4 separate regions of the Homo sapiens genome follow, and all the other regions are linked to region 4. A link is a loop called in an ENCODE intact Hi-C map of the cell type or tissue named here. Cell type or tissue: heart left ventricle. All regions are shown on one strand. Links, peaks and the distances in the headings refer to the core of each region. The heading gives the core; the rest is flanking DNA.

Region 1 (5,655 bases), core at 306-5,305, 120 kb after region 4:
ACCAGAGGTGCTGAAGGAAGCATGTGCCGGGCAGACCACTGTTGAGTTCTGGCCACTGCACTTCAAGAGGGATGCAGGGGGCAGAGCAAAGCCTTGGAAGGCAAAGGGCCTGGAATCTATGGGCTGTGGGGCATGGCTGAATGGCCTGGTGTGTTTATTCCAAGACTTTGAGAGGGGGATGAAGGGGGTCTCCTGACACCTGTAGGGCTGTTGTGTGGAGGGCCAAATCGAGGTGTTCTGTGTATCCTGAGGGGGCGCTCTGGGGCCAATGGGAGATAAAAGAGAGGGCATTCATTATGGCTGGAGCTGTCCAAAGAAGGGCTGGGATGTTGTACAAGCTGGCGAATTAATTCCCAGTCCCCGAGGGTAGAACACCCCAGTTGTCATACAACCACCAGCAAGTAAAAACCTTACTGGAAGGCATGACTCGAGAAATTTGTTATGAATCAGAGTACCCAGGTTTGGGAATGATGATTCAAAAGAATCTAGACTCAATTGAAAGTCACCCTGATAATGTCATTCTCACTCCTTTTGCTCTCTGGAGTCCTTGAGTAGCAGAGGAAGACGCAGAGGGACAGCTCCTTCACAGGGAATTACACACAGTGCCTTTGCCCCCTGAACCTGAGGAGGGGGCTTCTGCAGGCCCTGGGTTCAAGACCTGCTGTGCAGGAGTTGGGGTCCCCAGGAAGCCTCTAGCTTCCCGCCAAGCCCTGGGCTCAGTCGTTTCTATCTGCCGATGAGGTACGTACCTGGATTGTCACTCTCTCTCATCTGTTTGGAGGGTGGCTCATCAGTGTCCCAGGGTGTGGACTGATTGATAGGCGTCTGCCCCCACCGGATGCTGGTCGCCAGTCCCTGGGACTGACTGTCCCCTTTGGAGATGCCGGGAGCCTGTGGGAAGCAGATGAGGAGGTGAGCATAGCCTGGCCAGAGACCAGCCTCCAGAACAAGACTCCCTAGGAGGGACCTAGCCTCCAAAACAAGACTCCAGTTGCCTAAGCTTCGCCCACTGAGTACAGGGTCAGAGGCAGAGCCTCAGCCCTCCACCCAGTCTTTGGTGGGAATTGCAGGGGGTTCTGCCATAGTAGTAGCAGCTGGGACCTCTGCTAAGCTCCTGCCTCTAGGAACATCCAAGCCAGTGCCTCCCTTGTCACCCTCCGTGGCCACTCACTCCACCTGCCCTATCACAACGGGAAGAGCATTCTGAGATATGAGATGGGTTCTCTGGCCCTCGGACCATCCACAAACCACAACCACACAGATGCTACCAACTTATCGGGCATGTGCTGAGTACTGACTGTGTGCCCAGCCCAGCCTCTGTGCCACCACTAGCTGGCTCTTGGACATGGGAGAGGACAGCTTTCCAAGGGGCCACCAGCAGACAGCAGGTGAGGGACTTTATACATTTCCTATCCTGCCCCCACACCAGCCTCTGAGGCCCAATTGTCCTATGGAGGAAGTGTGGGGAAGTGGGGAGCTGAGGCCCATGGCGGGGATAGCTCAGATACTGCTCCTAGGTGGATGGTGGGACCCTCAGCTCCTCTGTGCAGGAAGGAGACAGGCTTTCTGCTCCATGAGCCCACTCTCTAGTTCAGATTTGTAGATGAAGGAAAAAATAAACCTCAGAGTGAAAAAAAAAACACCAGGACAGTATTTGTCTCCCTGAGCCACAGCCTTATAATGGAATATTATATAGCTATCAAAAATCATGTGTACTAAGAATTCTTGATGACAAAATGCTTACATCATAATGTTTAATGAGAAAAACAGGCCACAGAATGATACACAAATGGCCTCCCTATGTAAACATCCCTGTGTCAAACAATATGTGTAGGAGGGAAATGACCAAAATGTTAACAGGGATGTTATTCTTGGGTGAGAGGATTATGGGTAACTTATTTTATTGTCTATACTTTTCTGTATTTGTCTTTTTTTTTTTTTTTTACTATGGCCATTATATGTAATAGGAAAAAAAAAATCCTGGATACATGCTGGCAAGGTTGGGATAGGATACCTGGGATATGCACAGGTGTGGGTGTCAGTAGAGGTGGCCCCGGGAAGAGTCAGCACAGCTCCCAGGAGCACAGCCAGACCCCAACCAGGTGTGGGATGAGGGGTGGATACGGATGCCTGCCAGGAACAGTCACAGAAGCACACAGGAGCCTCCGGGGCATCTGCAGGCCTCTCAGGTGAGGACCATGGTCCTCACGGTGACTTCTGATGAAACTTGACCCAGGAACCCAGCTGGTGGGAGACAGGGCCTGCTGCTGAGCCCCTCTGACCAGAGTGGCTCTCCTGGGTTCTGTGCCAGGGACAGAAAGGGGGTGTGGATGCGGAGGCTGGGCAACACTTGGGGCTTCGACGCATAGTGCAGACGACACACAGCGCCTATGTAAGGGCCTGCTGGAGGAACGGGAGCCGTATCCCATTAGGACCTGTGGGCTGCGCTCAGCTAATTGCATCAGGCTGCACTTTATCTCTGGCCTGCATTTCAGATGCTTTGCTTTTGTGAACAGAGCAAGAAACAAAGGAAAAGGGTGAATCTCCTGAGAAAAGAACAATTCAAGGGACAAGCTTCCTTATCAGAGGGCCTGCCCCATTTCTATCTGTGGGACAGGCAGAGGCTGGGAGGAGAGGGGGTTGGGGACTTAGCCGCACTCACTAATAGTCTTAGGGAACAATAGCATGGTTTTTCCAGCATTCTCCAAATAGACAGCTTTTAACGAGTGCCCTGTCTGAAGGATCTATCCACTCCACAGCCTTCGCTGTATTTCCAGGCTCTCCAGTCCTGGAGGCTCAGAGGCAGGAAATTGCTTTCCTCGGAATCAGAGGCATCTGAGGGAGAAGGAGCCTGTGCCAAGTCCCACACTGGGCCTGGGAGCAAAGTGTGAATGCTAAGATCCCAGCCTCCTGACCGGCACTCCCTTCCTGGACAGTACAGAAGCCCCTCCTGCCTGGAGGGGGTGTTGCAGCCCCTCTCCACCGTGTGGGATCCTAGAGGTGTCCCAGGCAAGAGGCTGCAGAGGTTTTCAGCCTCTTCCGACAGCCACTGCTTCTCCCCTCCTGAATCACACTCCGGCCTGGCAACTCGACAGGGTAGGGAAGCTTCTGGAAACTTGCCCTGGAGCAGCCCCTGCCTCCAGGAGAGGAGGTTGGGGTCTCCTCGAGTTTGGGTCCCCATGTTCTGAGCGCTAAAACTTCAGGAGTTCCAACGGTCACCCTAAAATTGGTGGAGTTTCTGAACTTGAAAAATCTCACACTTTTCCAACACAGATTGCTCAGCCCCTTGGCTTCAAAGCACTCCTACCGCTCACTCATTTAGTTTGTTTCTTCTGCTGTATGTCTGTGTCGGGCACTGCTCGAGGCACTAGGGACACGGGTGACCAAGACTCAGCCCTGCCCTCAAGTGGCTGCTGTGGGACAGTGGGAGGACTCAATATATGAACAGCTCGAGGGAAAGAAGCTGGGGTATCCCGGGTGTGCAGAGGCGGGCCCAGATGGGCTGTGAGCAGGCGAAGTGGGCTACAACCGGCCTGCTGTTTGGCTGTGTCGTTCATGAATACTACAAGCAATTTCTTATGTATAAGAAAGCAGCTCTGTGGTGAGAATCAAGTCTTTTTTTTTTTTTTTCCTTTAGGGTAGATACATAAGGCTACCCATTTTCTACTGAGCACTCACAACATCTGAAGCTACAAGCAACCTGTAGTTCAGGAATTTTATGTATTTTATTAAAATAATGCAATGACATTCCTTCCTCCACTTCCTCCAGAAAAAACCTGGACACGGGGTGTGCCCTTTGCCGAGGAGGCTGGGCCCCCGGGTGGGTGACGTGCAGAGCCACTGGTGATGTGCGTCAGCGCGGCCTGACTAGAGGCCCCTCCTACGACGAGTTCCAGGCCCTCAGTAAACCCATGTGGTCCCCGGGTTCTGGAAGCTTCTAGGGGACCATGTTCAGGGCCGTGGGTCCAGCTCTGAGCCCAGCTCCTGCTAACTCTTTCCTCCCATGGTTCAGAATGTCTGCAAGCCCAGGCCACCCTGATTTCCATGCCTCCTGGTCGGGAGGGCTGCCAACACAAGAATGCCACGAAAACCAACCAGAAGAACTTAGCCCGGGCAGCAGGGAAGAAGGCAGAATTGAGCAAGCTTCCCCTCGTGCCCTCCCACTGCCATCATCTGGGACACCAGTGAAGCCACCCAGACCTTTGGCCGTTCCCCAGTGTTCCTGGCCATGTTTTCTGCTCCAGTGACATGATGGCACTTGGCAGAGAGAGGCAGACCAGGAGAGCCTCTCTGTGCCTGGCCCCACGGAGTGGCCCTATCTGCCCATCATCAGGCCTGAGCAGGCTTCTCTTGGCTTTCCCTTAATGAGATGCTAATGGGATGCATCATTAACGCAGCAGCTTTTTAAACCCTGAGCTCTTGTAAATTTTCAAAGGTCACAGTTTTATGGCAGCTGACAGCATCCTGCTTCTTTCAGCGACTGAAGAACACTAAAGACCGAGGGCCTCTACGGTTGAAGCTCTCCGTGAGGCAGCGCAGAGGGGGAGGCACCTGCTGGCCATGGGGGCTGGGGGCCTCCACCCTGCAGCAGTCTCAGAGGACACGTGGGTTCACTCCACCAGCTTGGGGGGAACCAGCTGTGCATGGCCCACACAGCTGCTCTGAGGGACCAGCTTCATTTAGGGAAAGGTGTGTAGGGCCGCAGGTGGTATGCAATGAAAGATTCCTGGCAGAGGGCAAGGGGCTGACACTCACCTGGGGAGGCAGGAGCAGTGGATGCCCATGGAGTACCCTTTGCTCACCAGGCTGTGTACCCACGAGTCTGCGACACACAGCCCCGAGAGGCTTTTGCTAATTTGTCCACCCAGAGGAAACCCCTTTTTCTACTTTGCACAAAGGTGCCATATAGACTAGCAGCGTCCTGTGTGGCCAGGGAGGTTTGAGAGATGGCAGGGACTCCCCTGGGGTCCTCCCAGGCCTTGCTTGTTCTCACCTCTACTCTCTGTGTACCCAATGATCACAGTACTTAATGCACTGCCCCCAGGGCCTTGTTTCTGCCCTGTCTTTGCAAAGCTCCATGACTCCATGAGGGCAGGGTCTCTGAGCTAAAGTGTTGGCCAGTGGAAGAAGCATATATCACTGCTGGCTCGATGAATGAATGAATGAATGAATGCACAGGGTGGATTCCAGGGAGAGTGAATGACACGAGTCACAGAGCAGAGCAGTGAAACAGCACGGTTCCCTCATTGGGGGTGCTGAGGTTTCCACGTCATGGGGGCCGGGTGTGCTGGGACCCTTAACACTGTTGCCCTGGATGCTGCTGGAGGCTGCCTGGAGCCCTGGATGGCCCAATCCACTGACCAGCAGAACTCATTAGCCCCTCCGGATGCTTGGGTGTGATGAAGGCATGGACACTGAGGAGTGACTACTGCCTCTGTGGAGCTGGGGGAACCTGGGGGAGTCTCCTGGAGAAACTAGAACACAGCACCCTCCACTGTTTGCCCAAGGATGTCAGAAGAGGGTGAATCAATGAAGCCTCGAGAAGAAGCTTCCAGAAGAGATGGGCTGGGCCTGGGCCACAAAAGCTAGGCAGGATTCGATCTGGCAGATGGATGGGGGCCCAAGTCACTGCCAAAGGACCCCACAGCAACCAGT
Region 2 (5,655 bases), core at 372-5,371, 390 kb after region 4:
AGCTGTGACTTATCATTATACTCAAGGCCAGTTTTACTGGGAATTAAAATTGACGTGTGGCAGTTGATGTATATGTGTTGTTCAAAAGCAATGGAACGGTGAATTGGGGCGACAGTACATGAAATAATGATGTACGAATGATGACAATGTCAGCAAAAGCAGATAGTAGTTCAGCACTTACTATGCAACAGACACTGCTTAAAACTCTATTTTTCTTGTTTCTTTTTATTTTAAATATTTAGTAATATTTAACAATATTACATATTTTTATATGTAAATATGTACATATTTAAATATGCAATAATTTTCATGCAGACACGTAGTAGGAGGGAGTCCGGCTAGATGAAGGTTAAAGCTTCATCTGTCTCAAAACCAGAGTGGAAGTTGAACAGTGCCTTGCTCTGGGAAGCTCCGGGCATTCCTAGATGATGGCTGCATCTTACATGCTGCTGAAGTCTGACCTAAAGGAGACTGAAAGATAAGATGAGAATGAATGAAAGAAGCCCAACTGTATTAGTCATTTATTGCTGCCTATCAAATTTACCCAAAACTTAGCAGCTTAAAACAAACAAGATTTATTACCTCACACACTATCTGACGGTCAGGAATCGAAGAGCAGTGTGGCTGGGTGGTCCCGGCTCCGTGTTTCTCACAAAGTTGCAGTCAGACGTCAGCTGAGGCTACAGTCATCTCGAGTCTCTACTGGGGCTCATGGATTCAATGCCAAGTTTACTCGCATGACTGTTGGCTAGAGGCCTCAGTTCTTTGCCATGTGGCTCTCTTTACAGGGCTACCTGGTTTCTGCCTGAGCAGCAAGTGATGAAGGAGAGTGAGCGTATGAGAGAGTAAGAGAGTGAGCCCAATCGTGGACTGACCACACAATTGACCCTGGTTTACTGTGAGAAAGGACACAGACTGTGAACACCAGGAGGTAGGGATCATTGGATGCCATCTTGGAGGCTGGCTACCTCAACAATCATCTTAGATTCCATGATTTCTAGACAATGGAAGGATGACAGGACGTATTTCCCAGATTTCAGTAATTCAGGCTTCTGACAGTCCCCAAGAAATCAGAGGACATGAGACTCCAAAAAGAAGAGAGATGGCTCAAGAAGGTGGGAGAACTCCTGGTAGAATTCCAAATGTGTAAATTGCCAGTGCACTTGAAGAGAAATAGTAAGGTGGGAACAGGTTGCTGATGAGACCAGGGCAGCTCCTGGAGAAGCTCAACTTTGAGTAGAGCTGGCAAAAGGGAAAACAAGGAGCGATAGGTGTAGCAGAGTCACACAAGCCTAGTTTGCTAATTAGGTCTAATAAATTAAGGCAGTGAAATTGTAAGGATAACAACAACCAAAAAAAGCTTTTTTTTTTTTTGACATGGGCAGAAAATCAAGAAAGGAACTGCTCTGTGATTGTGGTCAGTTTCTGTGGCGCCAGCTCTTCCTGACTGCCTGACAACCACGATGTACCAGGCAAGGTGTGAAGTGCAGAGTACACAAAGGAAAGGTCACTGCCCTCAAAGGTCTCCCAATCAAATGGGAACGCAAATGCAAAATGCCATTCAGCATAATCAATACCATAATGAGATTCTGGCCAGGAAGGTCAGGGACACGAGGAAAGGCTCTGCAGTGCTACCTGGGGCAGGTGGGTCAGGGATGACCTGGTCGAAGAGATTACACTTGAACTGAGTCTCAAAGGATCAGCAGGAATTCGCCAAGTGAACCAAGGGAGAAAGGGCAGAGAAAAAGGAGACACCCAGCACAGAGGCGTGAAGTAGCCTGGCAGGCTGGGGAGCTGCTAGTGTTTTATATGATTAGAGCAAGGTGGAGGTGCAGACAGGGCTGGGGAGAACTGTGGAACCCACTTCGCAAGGCCTTGGGTGCCTGTACTGGGAGTGGACACGGCAGTGTTGGTCAAAATGGGGTCTTACATCAGAATCTCCTGGGAGGTTCATGAAAATGCAGTTTCTTAAGCCTTATCTTATGTCCATATGGGCAGACTGCTCAGCATAACTCTCTTTTCTTCCTGAGCTTGACTACATTTCCCAGCGTCCTTTGGAGTGAGACTACATCTCCCAGCATCCTGGCAGTTAGACAATTTTCTAGTCTCCTTTGCAGGTAGGTGCACTCATGTGACTGAGATCTAGCCAATAGAATGTGAATGCAGCTAATGCTTGCCATTTCCAGACCTGAGCCATTAAAATTGCCCTGCACCTTCTCCATACACTTTTCCTTCTCTTTATGTTTTTGCGCAGGGATCTTGGAAGCCCCATGTTGAAGGTGGCAGAGCAACAAAAATTGAGGAAACCCTGAATCCCTGAATTACTATTTGGAGATGACCACCCACTAATTCGGAACACTCATTATTGGGCTTTAGGAGAATGAGAAGTTCTATCATGTTTGAGACTCCGTACATCTTTGGATTTGTTTTAACAGCTAGTTTTACCCTGGCTAACATGGCAATTGACAGCCTCTGAGAGGAGATTTGGAGAATCTGCTTTTTTAACAAGTACTCCAGGGGAGTTTGAGAATCACTGCTGAAAGCCAAGGGGAGCCAGCCACCCAAGGATTTAACGCTGACCAAGGAACACCACGCTATTTGCATTTTAGAATGACAGCAAGGGAGCAGAACTCTGCCCCCTTCTTGTCTGCCAAGGAGAACAATCTACTGACTCAAAAGAAAAAGAAAACTTTGGTAAGAGAAAATTGAAGCTCTAGATGAGTGAAAAGATTCTAACAGCACCAAGCTGCCGTAAATGAGCTCAAGTCTCCTGGCCAGGACAAATTACACTCCAGGGAGTAGAGAGAACTCGCCTCTGAAGCTGTAAAGCCTCTGCTGATAATCTTTACAGAACATGGAGACTGTGAAAGAAATTGGAACGCTAGAAATGGCAAAATATAGCTCTGATTAGTAAAGAGGGGGAAAGCTTCTGCAAACTACAAAAGTGGGGCTATCCTATCCATCCTCATTAAATTCCCTGATCAGACTACTTAAGGCTGAGCTGTGAGTACGTGAAAAATGGAGCAGAATCCTCTAGAAGCCTGTGTGGGTTCTTTAAGAGCAAGCCACGACAAGGTAACTGTATTCCCAGTTTCGTGGTAGGCTTGCTAGATTATTATGTCAGGGAATTGTGTTAGCTATGGTAGAGACAAAGCACACCTCGGCTTGGTATCTGCCAAGGAATCTCATGATAAATTCGTGCATGAGATGAAGTAATTTCAGCTGCAGACCAGCATGCCTATTAGGTGGATTTAGAACTGTTTTTGTGGCCATTCCCAAAGATGCTAGTCAATGTCTTTGCGGAAGTAAATTTCTAGTTGAAGGCACAGTCGTCGTCGCGTGTCGCATTTGATATTTTTATTAGTGTGTGGACATAGATGACTTAGTTAATACCTAACACATTTTGAGGTGACATGCAGAGAATACTTTTGTTGACACACCAGGGCCCAAAGACTACAGTGCTAAGCTAAATGTAATGATATAAGATGAAACAGAGAAACGGTAGGGTCAGATGCTCCAGTCCAAACAGTCCCTGTGTGAGTGCAGGGCCAAGAGGCAAAAGCGTCTGGCAGAGAGTAAAAAACAAGAATCTCAGCTGACAGTAATGCGGCACGTTGTTCAGCTGCTCTAAGCCCAATGTGGTCTTGGGTTAAATTGAGGGAAGCATGAAAGAGGTGCTCTTTACACCTGGAATGTGGCATTTGGTGGTGAGTTCCCTTTTGTGAGATGCCTGAGAGTGTGGAGAGGAAGACGAGCGATGTGTCTCAGGGAGGGAGCTCTGAATCCTGTCATGTGAGAAACGTTTAAGGAACTGCAAGAGGTCAGTCTGAAGGTGAGAAAACTCAGAGTTTAGGTATGAAGCCTCTGGGGTTAGGCCTCTGAGACCTGCATGCAGTTATCCGAAGGCATGTCATTAGCAGAGGGGCCCTGGTTTCGGGAAAGCCCTAGCAGGCAAATTTCAGGTCTACCCCAGAGTGACCGTTCTGTACCCATCTCGCAGCTGCCTAAAACAGAGGAGCTTCTTGGGGTGGGAGCGCCTGTCAGTGGAGATGACCGAGTGGAGAGGAGAAAGTCCCCTGGAAGAGCTGAAGGCCTCTGATGGGTGTTTGGTCACAAAGGAATCGCTAATGTCACTATTAGTAGCTACTAGCTCTGGCTGCCCTTGGAGACATCGTAGAATGTGCTGGGCGCTGTGCTGAAGTAGGCTCAAAGCCCCATGTAGTTTTCTTTTGCTCCTGTAACAAATTACCCCAAAATCGTGGCTTAAAGCGACATACATGGATTATCTTACAGTTTTGGAAACCAGAGGCCAAGATCGAGGCATCTGCAGGGCTGTGTTCCTTCAGGAGGCTCTAGGAGGCTTTCCTTGCCTTTTCCAGCTGCCAGGAGCTGCCTGCACTCCTTGGCTCTTGGCTCCTTCCTTGGTCTTCAAGGCCAGCAGCAAAGTGTCTTTAACTCTTTCTCTGACCTCTCTTCTGCCATGGCATTGCTATCTCTGACTCTGAACTGCCTGCCTCCCTTTCAGAAGGACCCTTCTGATTATGCTAGGTCCACCCAGATAATCTAGGTCCCTCTCTTCATTTAATCAAATCTGTAAAGTTCCTTTTGCCATATAAGGTAACATATACACAGCTTTGGGGAATTAGGAAGACAACATGTTTGAGGGGCTGGTATTCTGTCTACTGCAAGTCCTTTGAGTTTCACTTCCATTCATTTAATCCCTCATTACCTTGAAGAGTTGGGCATCATTTCCACTTCACAAATAGAGAAACAGAGACACACAGAAGTTAGGTAAACACACAGCATTGCCATAAAATGGTGAGACTGGGATTCGAATCTGGATGTAACTCTCAAAGCCAGACCCTTAACCACTCGGATGCTATACTGTGTGTGTTATTATTATTATTAGAGTCTATAACTCTAAGCACTAATAATCGCTTTTCTTTAATGGTGTTAATTTAATGGTGACATTATTGCAGCCTGTGTTTTCCAAAATGTAACATAAGTCAGACATTTCTGGCTAATATGAAATGTAGCTGGCCTCCCCCTGTTCTCTCCTTAGCATCCTCAGCTAACAGCTTTCTCCCCTCCTGGATTTTGTCACCTTGGGCCTTCTCAGCTACAGGAGTTTGAAGCAGTGTTATTTTCTGGATTTGGATCTGACAATCTTTGTAGACTAAAGGTTACACAGCTGCTAAAGTTTGTTTTTAACCCAAAGTAACAGAGTTGTCAGGGATAATGTAAAAAGATTCCAGAAATGCAGGTTAAAAACCTACTGATTCTGCCAGGCAGCAGGAACAGTGATGCCAGGCTCTGGGATGATGGCATTTAGGCCCTGGGCAGACATAAAAAAGCACAGATCCGTTTGAAGCCCCCACTTCTCCTGGAGCTTAGGAGGTCCTACTGAGGTGGGCAGTGAGCAAGTGGCTGGGACAGTGAGTGTGTCACATCTCTTCTGTGGTTGTCCTTCCAGTGTTCCCAGCCTTGGCCATTTGGAACCACAGAGCACCATCCACCCTCCAGCTGAGGCACAATTCTCTCTGTGCTGGGCTGGACTGGGCTGGGCCCTGCGTCCAAGCTGAGCTGGATGTGGGCTGCGCAAAGCCTGTTGGACAGAGCCTCAGGCACAGGTGGAGGGGTCACTGTGACACCAGG
Region 3 (5,655 bases), core at 331-5,330, 120 kb after region 4:
TTGTCCCCAGAGCAACTGGGTTGTTGGACAGGGTGTGGCAGGGCCAGACCTGCATTTTGAAAAATCACTCTGGCAGCACCGTAGAGCCAGACTGGAAGGAATGCACTGTGGGCTGGGAGGCCAGTGTGCAGGCCAGAGGTGACGGTGGCCTGATGGTGGGGTGGTGGGGGTACAGAAGAGCAGAGGACATATGTAGAAACCTGAATCGATTGAGTTTTCAGACTTAGTGCTAGAGGTGGACAAAGGGCTGGCCACAGACAACGCAGGCCTTGAGTCTGAACCCTGAATGAATTCATGTTGGCATTTCTGAGGCACAGACACAGGAAGAATAGGTCTGTGGGAAGACAGTTTCAGTCTGGATAAAATTCTGTGCCTCTGGCCTGAGTGTGGGCGAACAGCTTTATCATGCATTCCCAGCTTCTTCCAGAATATTTATGGAGGCTGTGGAAGGAACAATGTGCCCTGGACATGTCAGAGTGTGGGGCAAGGAGAGATGAGATCAGTGCCAGGCCTCACACCTGGGGAGAGCCATCCTGAGTCCTCCTGACAGAAAAGGGATGCATCCCACCTCCCTTTTAGGGAAGGGGTCCCCATCCCTAAGTTAAATGGCTTGACCAGGGATTGCCAGCCCTGTGGACAAGCATGGGCTTCTTCCATCTCCTCTGCGCTGGGGAGGGCCTGGCCTTCTGCCCCTTCCCTAGCCTCCTTCTCTGCTGAACTCTCTAGACCCTGGACCAGAGGCAATAGCCAGAGCTGCTTTTGGGGTAAGCAGGCACAGTGCTATGTACGGACATGTCCGCAATCTCACTCAATCCTCCCTGAGGCCCTGTGAGGGTGGTACTGTCACCCCCACTTTAAAGATGAGGAAAGAGGCTTAGAGAAGTGAGGAGGCTTGTCCCAGTCACACAGCTATTCCCTGTGCCTCAAAGTATTTTCACAAGATCTCATCACTGTTACTTGTGAAGACAGGGATGAATGCAGCAGCGAGGATGAATGGTGTGCCATGAGGTGGAAGTCCAGTGCCAGAATAGGAAGGGAGGAGCTGGAGAACCAAAGGAAGGGGCTGAACCATCCCTCTCTCCCAGTACGGCCTCCCAGAAGGGAGGACAAGCCTGTAGATGGATCCTCATGACCCCTCACCCTAGGCCCCTGCAAAATATGAAGTCCGAAGAGATACCTTTCCCTGCTCAGGTTGACACGGGCTTTGCTTTCTGGTCTAGAAGCAGGTGGGAGCAGGTGCAGCCTGACTCTTCACTCCCAGCCACGCAGGTGAAGACACAATAGCCTTTCTGCAGCTCACCACTAGGCCTGGAGCTTGGGGCTTTAAAAGGTCCCCATACATCCTCTGAGCCACCAAAAACTGTTTGCCAAAGAAGGCAGGGGTAGAAATAGCTGCATTCATAGCCTGTGCTCTGTCATCAGGCACGCACAGCTGGGTTCACGGGATCCTGGGGTAGTAACACTGACTCCAGGTCTCACCGAGGCCTGAGCTTGGCCACACCTCTCCCCATGTGTTAGCTCGGTGGTTCCAATCCAACAACGAGACAAATGTCTTAGGTACTTCATAACAGGATTCAAATGGAACGAATTCTTTTTTCCTCCCTTATCACTTTGCACACATGAAATCTATTTTTAATTAGCTTTCAATACATCATCTAAAAAAAAAATCCTACAGCTTGCTCCCACCCCCAAATTGTTCTTAGAGAAAGAAAGATTTGTCTTGTAAGTTTCTTAAGAAAATCTATATGTGCTCAATGCATTTAAATAACACTCATTAAAGTGAATGGCACACAAGCTGGCTTCTCTAGTCACAGATGAGAGACAATCGCTTGACCTACTGCAAATCAAAAAGCATTTCCACGCCACCTTTATTTTTCAACTGGTTAAGTTTTAAATTAAAGTCCCAACGCCCTTTTTGGAAAGGCAGACTAATAGGGCCCCAACTGAAATTTGAGCTCAGTCGATCAGAAGATAATTACAAGAAACAAAATGTGAAATTTTAAATCTGGGCACTAATGAAGTCTAAAAATACCAGTGGCCCATCCCTCTGGCTGGCAAGACCTGTTCTTCATGGAGGGGAATCTCCCCATAATTACTCAACCCCGGGAGAGGCCAGGTTGTCACGTCAAACAATAGCAGGGAATATCGGGGACTTTAACGAGCTAGATCTCAAGGCATTGCATGGTGGATCTTATTATAATGCTGGGCAAGGTTTCAAACAGAGAACAGGAGAAAAGGAAAGTTCTTTTTTTTTTCTAAAGTGGAGTTCTGACTTGTGTTGACGCCATCACGCAGAGCCTCCTGTTCCTGCCTGGAGCCAGCTGTCTGTCATTTAGGAGTGTGAAATCAATTGGGCTTCAGAGATGTAAAATCCCTAGGGGCAAAATTAAAAGTGACCCAGATCCAAGCCCACCTGGTCCTGTCAGGAACACGACTCTCACATGGCAAGTTTCAAAGATTTAGTTTCAAAATTCGGGTTTCTTATTTTAAAAAATATGCAGTTGTTTGACATTAGATCTGACAGACAAATTATAGCTTCAGCAATAAAGGCTTTTAAGATTAGAAATGAAAAGAGAAATTACTTATATATTAAAAAAAGAAAAAACCCACCCAGGCTTGAGTTTGGAGGCATTTGTAGGCGCGTGCGTCACTCTTTCTTCCCTGCAAATATAAGGGGCTCCATCAGCTGATGAGGCCGTAAATAGAGAAGCGAGTTACATGGAATTTCGAGGAAAGAGCCAGTGTGCTGGCAACCTCTGGAAATCAGGGTGATGGACCGGTCAGTTGTTGTCACTGGCTAGAGCTGGTGGGTCCCGCTGGCTCACCAGAAGGCAGGGCTGAGGACACTTTCTAGGCCCACCCCATCCCTGGCCCTCACACCTGGCCCTCGGTCTGCCCAGTGGGGCCTGGTAGAGGGAATCTTAGCAGGGCCCCTATTTCTTGTCCCCTCCCTTCCATTGGCTCAGGACCACCACAGAGGATGGTTCACACCCTCAGGTCCTTGCACAGAGGTTACAGGAACAGCTCTGCAATGGTCATTGACCCAGTGGGCACAGAAGTCCTGCAGGGTCCTGTCCCCGCCACCTGTGTCTTTCTGATCTCATGGGCTCAGGGCTGACAATGTTTAGCTGCCTGCACCCAGCAGCTTTGGTGGGGCAGATCCCAGCTTGGTGCTGAGCCCCAGACTAGGGACTCCAGTCCTTTCTCAGCTAGTTACCTTTTTGCACAAAACAGCTCCTTTTCCTAGATGCGTGCCTGGAACGTGGCAAGCCAGCAAGATCTTGCATTAGCCCAGAGGGGCTATGTGGGGACAGAATATGCCACCCGGTGCCTTGGGCTTTGGCATAGCCTTGGAAGTAGGATGCCCGCTGCCCAGTTGTCAGAGTTGGTAACTCATGAACTTGAACTGGGAGTAAGTTTCTTTCTTTCTTTTTTTTTTTTTAAAGGGAGACAGAGCTTAACCAAAACAATGCAAAGAAAAAATCAATTTAGTCATTTTTTTAAAAAAGATCTTAAAGCAAGAGTTTACCAGAATTTAGATGTAATTTTCTACAATTTTGTCATTTAAAACTAGTGCTGATTTCCAAAACAAAGGCAGTTAGGGCTCAGTCAGATTGGGAATTAAACCCAACAGAGATCCAGACATGAGCTTTATTGTTGGGATGCTTGACAAGGCATGAAAATTGCTTGAAATGACAAAGGAAGAGACTTGGGAGAGAAGACAGGAGAGTGGCTAGTGGGGTTCCTTGCTCTGCCGAAAGGCAGAGCACCCCGAAATGCCATCTCAAGGGGTTTTATGTGGGAAGGCTGGGAAGTTGTGCCCAGAGATGCATACTTTCTGGGACCGTCTAGTGTCCTCTTTCAAAAGAGATGTAGACACCCCGTTGGGCCAGACTGTTTGCCATGGACCCTTATGCCCCCACTGCCTGTACCTGGCAGTGGCCCAGCAGCCTTCCCCACTGCATCCAGCAGGAGCAGGGACTTGGCTTGTCTGGGGCACTAAGGGCTAGGCAAACCTATAGCAGAGGAATCCAGCAAGCCTCATATGTGTGCCCTGGTCCTCCTGTCCCCTTCTGCCTTCCAGTCTGGACTGATCCCTCAGACAGACATCAAGAACTCTAACCCTAAGACCGGGGGCTCCAACTAGGACCATGTCTAGCACGCATCCTTCCCGAGGCTCTGTTCTGAAGGATCTACCTTCGAGTTCCCTGGAATGAAACTCCCCTGAGGCTGGGGGAAGAGGGTTAACTGAAGGCTGAGGCTGGAGGTGCTCTTTCCCAAGGTCTCACAAAGCCACCCCTGGATCCTTGAAATGAAACATTCAAGTGCCTCAAGATGGTCTAGGAATGTCTCTTGGGCCTAACTAAATTGCCTTGGGCAGTGCTCTCATCCGATGGCACGACAGAGAGTGCCTTCCCTGGGAAGGACACAGTACATGCTCTGAATGTCCTCATGGATGGAATGTGGAGAAGGCCCCCAAAGGGACTGTTCTGCGGTGCCCTGAGAGGAGTGGATGACTCTCACCCTTTTGCAGCTTGGCCTGGCCTTGGGGGTTGGAGGTGAGAATGGCCAGGGCTTGGGCTGGAGGGGGACGGGCTCTGGGCTTTGCAGGCTCTCCCTTCCTTCCTCTTCTTACCCCGGCGCATTTTCCCACTTTGTTTGTCCCGCCCTCCACACCTTCCCCCTCCCTCCCCCATCTCAGGCCAGTTGTCTTGGGCAGGTGGAGGCTCCACTGCAGCCTCTGGGTTGGGGAGGCCAGTGAAGGAGCTGGCATGAAGCACCCCCTGTCCCGGTGGTGTTGCAGTGACCGCGCAGGGAGGTGCAGACGCAGGCCCGTGGGGAGGCACGTGGCAGCAGGACTTACCTCTGGGGTGCCCCGGGTCGGTGAACTCATACTTCCCCACGCCAATGGTCCGCAGCATCTGCAGCCCGTGGGCCGAGTCGGTTGTGGGGGGCCCATTGGTGGCAGGGGCACCACTGGGGAGAGTGGCGGACGGCTGGGCTGGCGGCGGTGGAGGCAGCAGGGGCCCTGCCATGTGGCCGTTGCCCACAGCGGTGGGTCCTGGGCGGGCCACCTGCCCCACACCGGGCAGTGTGGACACGGCCAGGGGCTGAGGGCTGGCATACAGGGCCTGGGCAGGCATGTTGACCACCACGCTGCTCAGTGGCTGAGAGGGCGGCTGAGGGAGCGAGTAGTGGCCTGGCATCAGCGGGAGCTGGGGCCCCACGTGGGGAGGCAGTGAGGGGGTCACCCCAATGACCGGGGCCTGGACGTTCACAGCCGGGCTGAAGGTGGGAGGCTGGGCCACTCCATAGGAGTGTGCAATCAGGGTGGGCTGGTTCCCGGCGGCCACCGTGGTCACCCATGGCCCTGTGCCTGCAAGGGAGATGGAAGAAACGTCATCTGCCGGTTACATTTTCATTCAACAAACACTGACCATCCCCGGCCCTGCACTGGGTGCTAGGTCACAGAGGGGAACGAGACACCTGCGTCCAGGAACTGACCGATTAGGAATCTGTGATCATGGCAGCCCAGGATAAGTGTGCTAGGGGGTCTACGAACAAACAGCCATCGGGGCTCAGAGGAGGAAGTGAGGCCTGCCTGGGAGAGGTGAGAGGCAGCAGAGCAGAGAGAAGGAAGCAGAGCCCTTTGAG
Region 4 (5,655 bases), core at 430-5,429:
TAAGTAAAAATAGCCAGACCCAGAAGACTACATATTGTATGATTTCTTTTATATAAAATGTCCAGAAAAGGCAAGTCTATAGAGACAAAAAGTGGAGTAGTCATTGCCTGGGACAGTTATCCAAAATTGGATTGCTGTGGTGATTTTACAATTCTATACATCTACTAAAAACTATTTATTGTACACTTAAAACAGGTGATTTTTATGTTATATAAATTGTATCTCAGTAAAGCTGTTGGGGAACAAAAACCTGTTGGAGTAGTCCAGGGTTTTAATTAATGAAGTAGGAAGGGAGTTAGAAGAGATTAATATAAGTGAGATGTAGCCGCAGGGATGGAGAGCACTGTGAAGTGAAGGAAGAATAAAAACTGGCTGCCATATTACTGGTTGAGTGACTTAGTAGATACTAATACTCCCAATCTAGATAGGGAATCTATAAGAACAAACTGTTTTGTTTTGTAGGGAAAGATAAACCAGTTATCTTTAATTTGATCTATCTTTAGGAAATTCAGTTGGAGATATGAAGTAAGGAGTTGTATATATGGATCAGAAGTTGTATATCTGGATCAGAGATGTTTGGGCTAAAGATACAGATTTGAGAATTATTATATAATAGTAATTGAACCTGAACACAATGATACTTCGCTGGGGAATGTGTAGATTAGAGTAAGAAGAAAAGTGGTTACAGAGAGAACCTGGAGAAAAACCAACTTAAGGACCACATAGAAGAAATAAATCTCTAGTGAAGAAAATTAAGATAGAATGATTAGTCTTAGGAATATAATGCAGGACAACCAAACTGACTGCAGTGTGGTGCGACAGGAAGCAAATAGCATTTTGAAACAGTTCACGGGAATGGGGTTTAGTAGCCCAGTAGACTGTTGTACATTCTAAGATGGCAGAGGTCATTATTTTTGGATAATATATAATCTTATTGTTCCACAGTCATAATAATGTAAAATGTGCCTCTTTGTGAATTAAAATGAATAAAAATAGGGCCCCTTTGGGGATTAAGTGTAAACATGGCCTGCCAGATTGTTTTATTTTTATGATTTTATATCTAAGTTTCTTACCCATCTTAAAACAAAAGACACTGCTTTCATTGGAACTGCAAACTGCCCTAGTATAATTAATGACTTTAAAACTCAGTTTTGTATTTGAGATTTTTTTAAAAACCTTTTGGTTTATGTAGCTGGGAATATTTAAAGAGGTATTGCTTATCTTCTGCTTGCAGGCTTATCAGTAACATCAGAACAAATAAATCCTCATAGTACTGGAGCTCGGAAGACAGAAACTAGAGTCGAAGAGGCATTTCGGCACAAACAAAGAAATCCAATGGATGTGTGGCACAACTCTGCAAATAAATGTGCATGTGAGTATTTCAGCTCATGTTATCCAGTAGTGAGAACAACTGAGAATGATGTAGATATGTTAGGAATTGGGTACAAAACAAAGTGCCGCTCTTTTCCCATAGCTCTTTTAATCTCTTTTCAGAGGTGAAGAAGAGCTTGTGAGGTAAATGCTGAATCAGAAATATATTTCTTTAACTTTATTTGTTATTTTCTATCCCTATTCAATATTATTTGCTATGACAATTGAACTAGGCTTGAATATTTTCAGTTTTAAACTTTGGTTTTTGGATAGCCATGTGGAGCCAGTAGAATTTTTATATGCCCCTGTCCTTATCCTCCACTCCTTGTACACTATGCAGGATGTTCTCTTTAGGGTGGGAAATGGACACTCCCGCATGTGGGTGTGTCTGATCTGGCAACAGGAAGTTGATTTTTCTGAGAGACTATTTTGTGTTCAGTTTGAAAAATTGGCACAGCCTTCTTTTCTTTGTAGTTTTTGTGAGATGTATTTAAAGGGAAAATTGGGAGTTTTTTTGTACTCATTCATGTTGATCTATAACATTTCCAAAAGTCAAATGTTAATAAACACTGCGTCTTTCTAATAGAGTTCTTCTGTTTCACTAAAGATAGCCTTCCTTGGAAGATACATGCTGTTTTTCTGGTATAAAGGTGATAATCCAGGTTAAGTATCCCTTATCCAAAATGCTTGGGACCCAGAAGTGTTTTGGATTTTGGATTTTTTTTGGATTTTGGAATATTTGCATTGTACTTACTGGTTCTGCATCCCTAATCCAAAAATCAGATATCTGAAATGCTCCAACGAGCAGTTACTTTGAACGACATGTCAGTGCTCAAAAAGTGTTGGATTTTGGATACTCAACCTGAACTACTTTGTCAGTAAAGCTAGCTATAATATGTTGTTTCACCAGTGGCATTGAATTTGAATGAATAAACTATACCCACCTTTTTAAAGCTTGTCCCCTTTTGGTAAGTGGCATTTGTATATGAGAAAGTTTGAGAAAGGACTCGATGATGCCGTGAAACTGATTAAGCCTATTTGGCCTAGTTGTATTTCAGATCATGACTTGGATTGTGTAATGTAGTACTCTAATTTAAACTTTGAAATTCTTTACATTCTATGCATCTGCTACAAATATTTATGAATGAAAATACATTGACTATTCACTTGAAGAAGTTTTAAGTGCCTTTAAATATTTTAAAAACTTTTTGAATCTACAAATATGAGTTTTGTTTTCTCTTACCAGTAGATGGCATATGCGACCCATAATTTTTCTGTTTTACATTAACTTAAATAAGAAATCTGAATGTCCCTAAGGCGTAGTTGCTTTCCTAAGGCCTTAGTTTTGGAAACAAACTCAGTGATGCTATAAAAATTGACTCTAAAGATCGTGTCTCTAAATGGACTTTTCACACAGAGCACCCCGATGAAGGAAGTGGTGTGTGTGTGTGTGTGTGTATGTGTGTGTGTGTGTGTATATGTGTGTGTGTGTGTGTGTGTGTGTGTGTGTATATATATAAATTTATTTATTTTTTTTTTTTTTCTTGAGACAGAGTCTCTCTCTGTTGCCCAGGCTGGAGTGCAGTGGCTCAGTCTTGGCTCGCTGCAACCTCCGCCTCCTCAGGTTCAAGCAATTCTCCCACCTCAGCTTCCCAAGCTACTGGGACGACAGGCGCCTGCCAGCACACCTGGCTCATTTTTTTGTATTTTTAGTAGAGATGGGGTTTTACCATGTTGGTCAGGTAGGTCTCGAACTCCTGACTTCAAGTGATCCGTCAGCCTCGGCCTCCCAAAGTGCTGGAAGTACAGGTGTGAGCCACCATGCCTAGCTGGAAATGGTATATTAAGCATTAGGTCCACAAATACTAATATATACTCTTGCCACATGCCAGGTACTGTGAAGATACATCAGTGACTAAAACAAAAATCTCTTCTTGTGGAGCTAATGTGGTCTGTTTCTCTTATTTTGCCAAAATTATACCAACCATTAGAAATAATTATATAAGGAAGAGAAAAATACCTCCAGTCCTACTTCCCAAAGATTAAGACCATTTTCTCTTACCGTATTAGCCAGGTCTATCCTGCAGTAACTTGCTTCAGCAGGGCTCCCAGCCTTTGCTTATGTACTGCATGTCAGGTAGTTGAGGTGACTCCTGATTGAGCAGAGTTCAGCTTCATTTTGCTCTAGTTTCATGGCTTAGGAAAGAAAAAGGGAACCTATTGTACTTTCAGTTACATGGTTGCAGAATAAGAGAGGTTATGGTGTCAGGAATGGCCTGTCAGGTAGTAAAAGCCTAATAGCGCTAACTTGCAGAGTCAGAGCAAGCTGAATGCTTTTTATTTTTTATATGGACTAGATTAGTTTTTCTTATAGCTAATGGGATGTTTACAAATGCCCATCACCTGAGCCTGTGTACCAGATTTTAACAGTAGATTAATACAGAAATTTTCTTCTCTATGCTAATTACCCTGTAACTTTAAATTATATAAATAGAAATTAATAGGGGAAAAGAATGAAGAGTTAGTGCTAACAGGATTACAGTTTTGAAGGAAAAATACATGTTGAGCCAAATGACTCAATAACCTGAATTTTGGAGATGATTTCAGAAACCTTTAGGAGATATATTCTTAGGTAAGAAAGAAGAGTAATATTTATAACTAAATTTATCTATTTCTTGTGAATTTACAGAGATGCAGCAGGAATTAAAGATGAAAGGATTAAATAAGTATGTAAATACACTACACTGTTGATAGATTCTAAATTCATATTAAGCAGTGTGAATATAAGAAACAAGGGTTGTCATTAAAAGACCATATTCCTTTCTGTCTCTATAAAGCAATTTTTAAACTACAGATTAAACAGCCTACAGTTAGTGATTTCATATTTATATTTTCTTTAAAAAATATCTTTGCCCAGGAAGCTTTTCAGCTTTGATGTATTAAACATATATATTGTCTTTTTTTAAGTTAAAATTATTATGTTCATAACCACAGAAAAAATGAATATTTTTATTCTGATACTTTCAACAAACTAGTATTTAGAATTTGGGGTTAGATACCAGAAGTGATTCAGCTCTAGCATAAGTGGTTTGCTTTAATAATTTTTGTATTTAAGTGTTCTGAAGAACACTTAACTGTATTATGCAAGTGTCCCAAATTATAAAAGTTAACTTTTTGTTTATTTAAGGGACAATGAGGTAGACTTGCTTAACCATCTACCTCAATTTGATACATATGTGAGAAATTAAAAATTCCAGGGTCCATTAATACCTAGAGGCCCTAGCTGCCTACTCATAAAGCTCATGATAGTTTCTAGCATCTAAGAGTATAGTCCTTACAACTTTTGTAGGCCTCCCTTTTCACATAAGTGACCAAGTATTTATTTTCAGTGTTTTGTTTATGTTGTTGTTGTTGCCTTGATAGCAGAGGGCTTAGTTTTCCTACATATTCTCAAATAACTTTGCAAGAAATTGATGCTGCTGGGTGAACTGTTTGTGCTAGAAGAGATTAACAGTTGGCTCACCAAATTGTCCAAATAACCTTCATAAGGCATCTATCCATGGTCATACTTAACTTTGGGTGATTCCTTTTTCTGGAAGGAGAGGTTTCTTTGTGAGGATACCCTTAACTGTTCTGTTATGCTATATTGAATCATGTCTTTATTTTCTTTCATGATTTAGGAGCTACCTTTTGCTAGTAAAACATCCACCTTCCTGGTGGAAATCCAGGGCTTTGGCCCCAAACTTTCTGGCAGCCTGGTAATGTGGTCATTCTTTAAATGTGTATATTATATGCGTGGCTTTTGGATGTTGAAAATTAGGAACAGTAGTAAAGTAGGATCTAGGATAGTAGAAAAGATTAGTGCTGAATAAACTCATACAGGAAATACATTAAAAAATGTTTTATTCTGCAGAGTTCATCCCTGACTTCATATCCATTCCATTTGTAGGTTGCAAGGATTAGTCAGCATGAATGTCAAGAGCTAAGTAGTTTTTGTGTGTTACATCAGCATGGGTTTACTTTCTTTTGGGTCCTGTTTAATAAACATATGTAAAATTGGTATTGCATTCCAAGTTCTACATATCTTTTTTCCTTCCTTGTAAAACAGTTCGGGTTCGGAGAAAATCAAGGCGGAGATCACAGTGGGGTAAAGGAATTATTAAGAAAAGGAAAGTTAATAATTTAAAAAAAGATGAAGAAGACACCAAATTTGCAGACTATGAGAACCATACGGAGGACAGGAAATTATTAGAGAATGGAGAGTTTGAGGTAAGCACTGACTGC

What was found. Peaks named below come from ENCODE experiments on the same cell type or tissue, not always from the same donor. Only the 100,000 strongest peaks of a DNase experiment are listed, where the experiment ranks them.
Region 1: a loop joins it to region 4, with 3 times the contacts of the local background. A loop is called at or near these places in 21 of 110 quality-filtered maps.
Region 2: it touches region 4 in a loop (2.2-fold over the local background); 21 of 110 quality-filtered maps call a loop at or near these places.
Region 3: it touches region 4 in a loop (2.4-fold over the local background); 19 of 110 quality-filtered maps call a loop at or near these places.

Annotation. Positions count from the first base shown.
Region 1 is chr2:23,634,375-23,640,029 of GRCh38, reverse strand. It overlaps KLHL29 (kelch like family member 29), which reads right to left. Exons shown (of 14, transcript NM_052920.2): 4 at 750-891. Among named protein-coding and RNA genes, the nearest start is that of LINC02923, 250 kb to the right of the region's middle. In heart left ventricle, for the core only: a CTCF peak has its summit at 3,401 (motif pointing left); DNase peaks (open chromatin) are centred at 3,409 and 3,879; H3K27ac peaks cover 1,543 bases.
Region 2 is chr2:23,372,060-23,377,714 of GRCh38, reverse strand. It overlaps LINC02923 (long intergenic non-protein coding RNA 2923), which reads left to right. Exons shown (of 6, transcript NR_187213.1): 2 at 789-931; 3 at 2,031-2,117; 4 at 2,255-3,075. Among named protein-coding and RNA genes, the nearest start is that of KLHL29, 10 kb to the left of the region's middle. In heart left ventricle, for the core only: no CTCF peak of the experiment used is centred there; no DNase peak of the experiment used is centred there; H3K27me3 peaks cover 1,431 bases.
Region 3 is chr2:23,642,060-23,647,714 of GRCh38, reverse strand. KLHL29 (kelch like family member 29) reads right to left here. Exons shown (of 14, transcript NM_052920.2): 5 at 4,865-5,377. Among named protein-coding and RNA genes, the nearest start is that of LINC02923, 260 kb to the right of the region's middle. In heart left ventricle, for the core only: no CTCF peak of the experiment used is centred there; no DNase peak of the experiment used is centred there.
Region 4 is chr2:23,757,926-23,763,580 of GRCh38, reverse strand. It overlaps ATAD2B (ATPase family AAA domain containing 2B), which reads left to right. Exons shown (of 28, transcript NM_017552.4): 24 at 1,235-1,372; 25 at 5,480-5,655. Among named protein-coding and RNA genes, the nearest start is that of ATAD2B, 170 kb to the left of the region's middle. In heart left ventricle, for the core only: a CTCF peak has its summit at 2,614 (motif pointing right); no DNase peak of the experiment used is centred there; H3K27ac peaks cover 421 bases.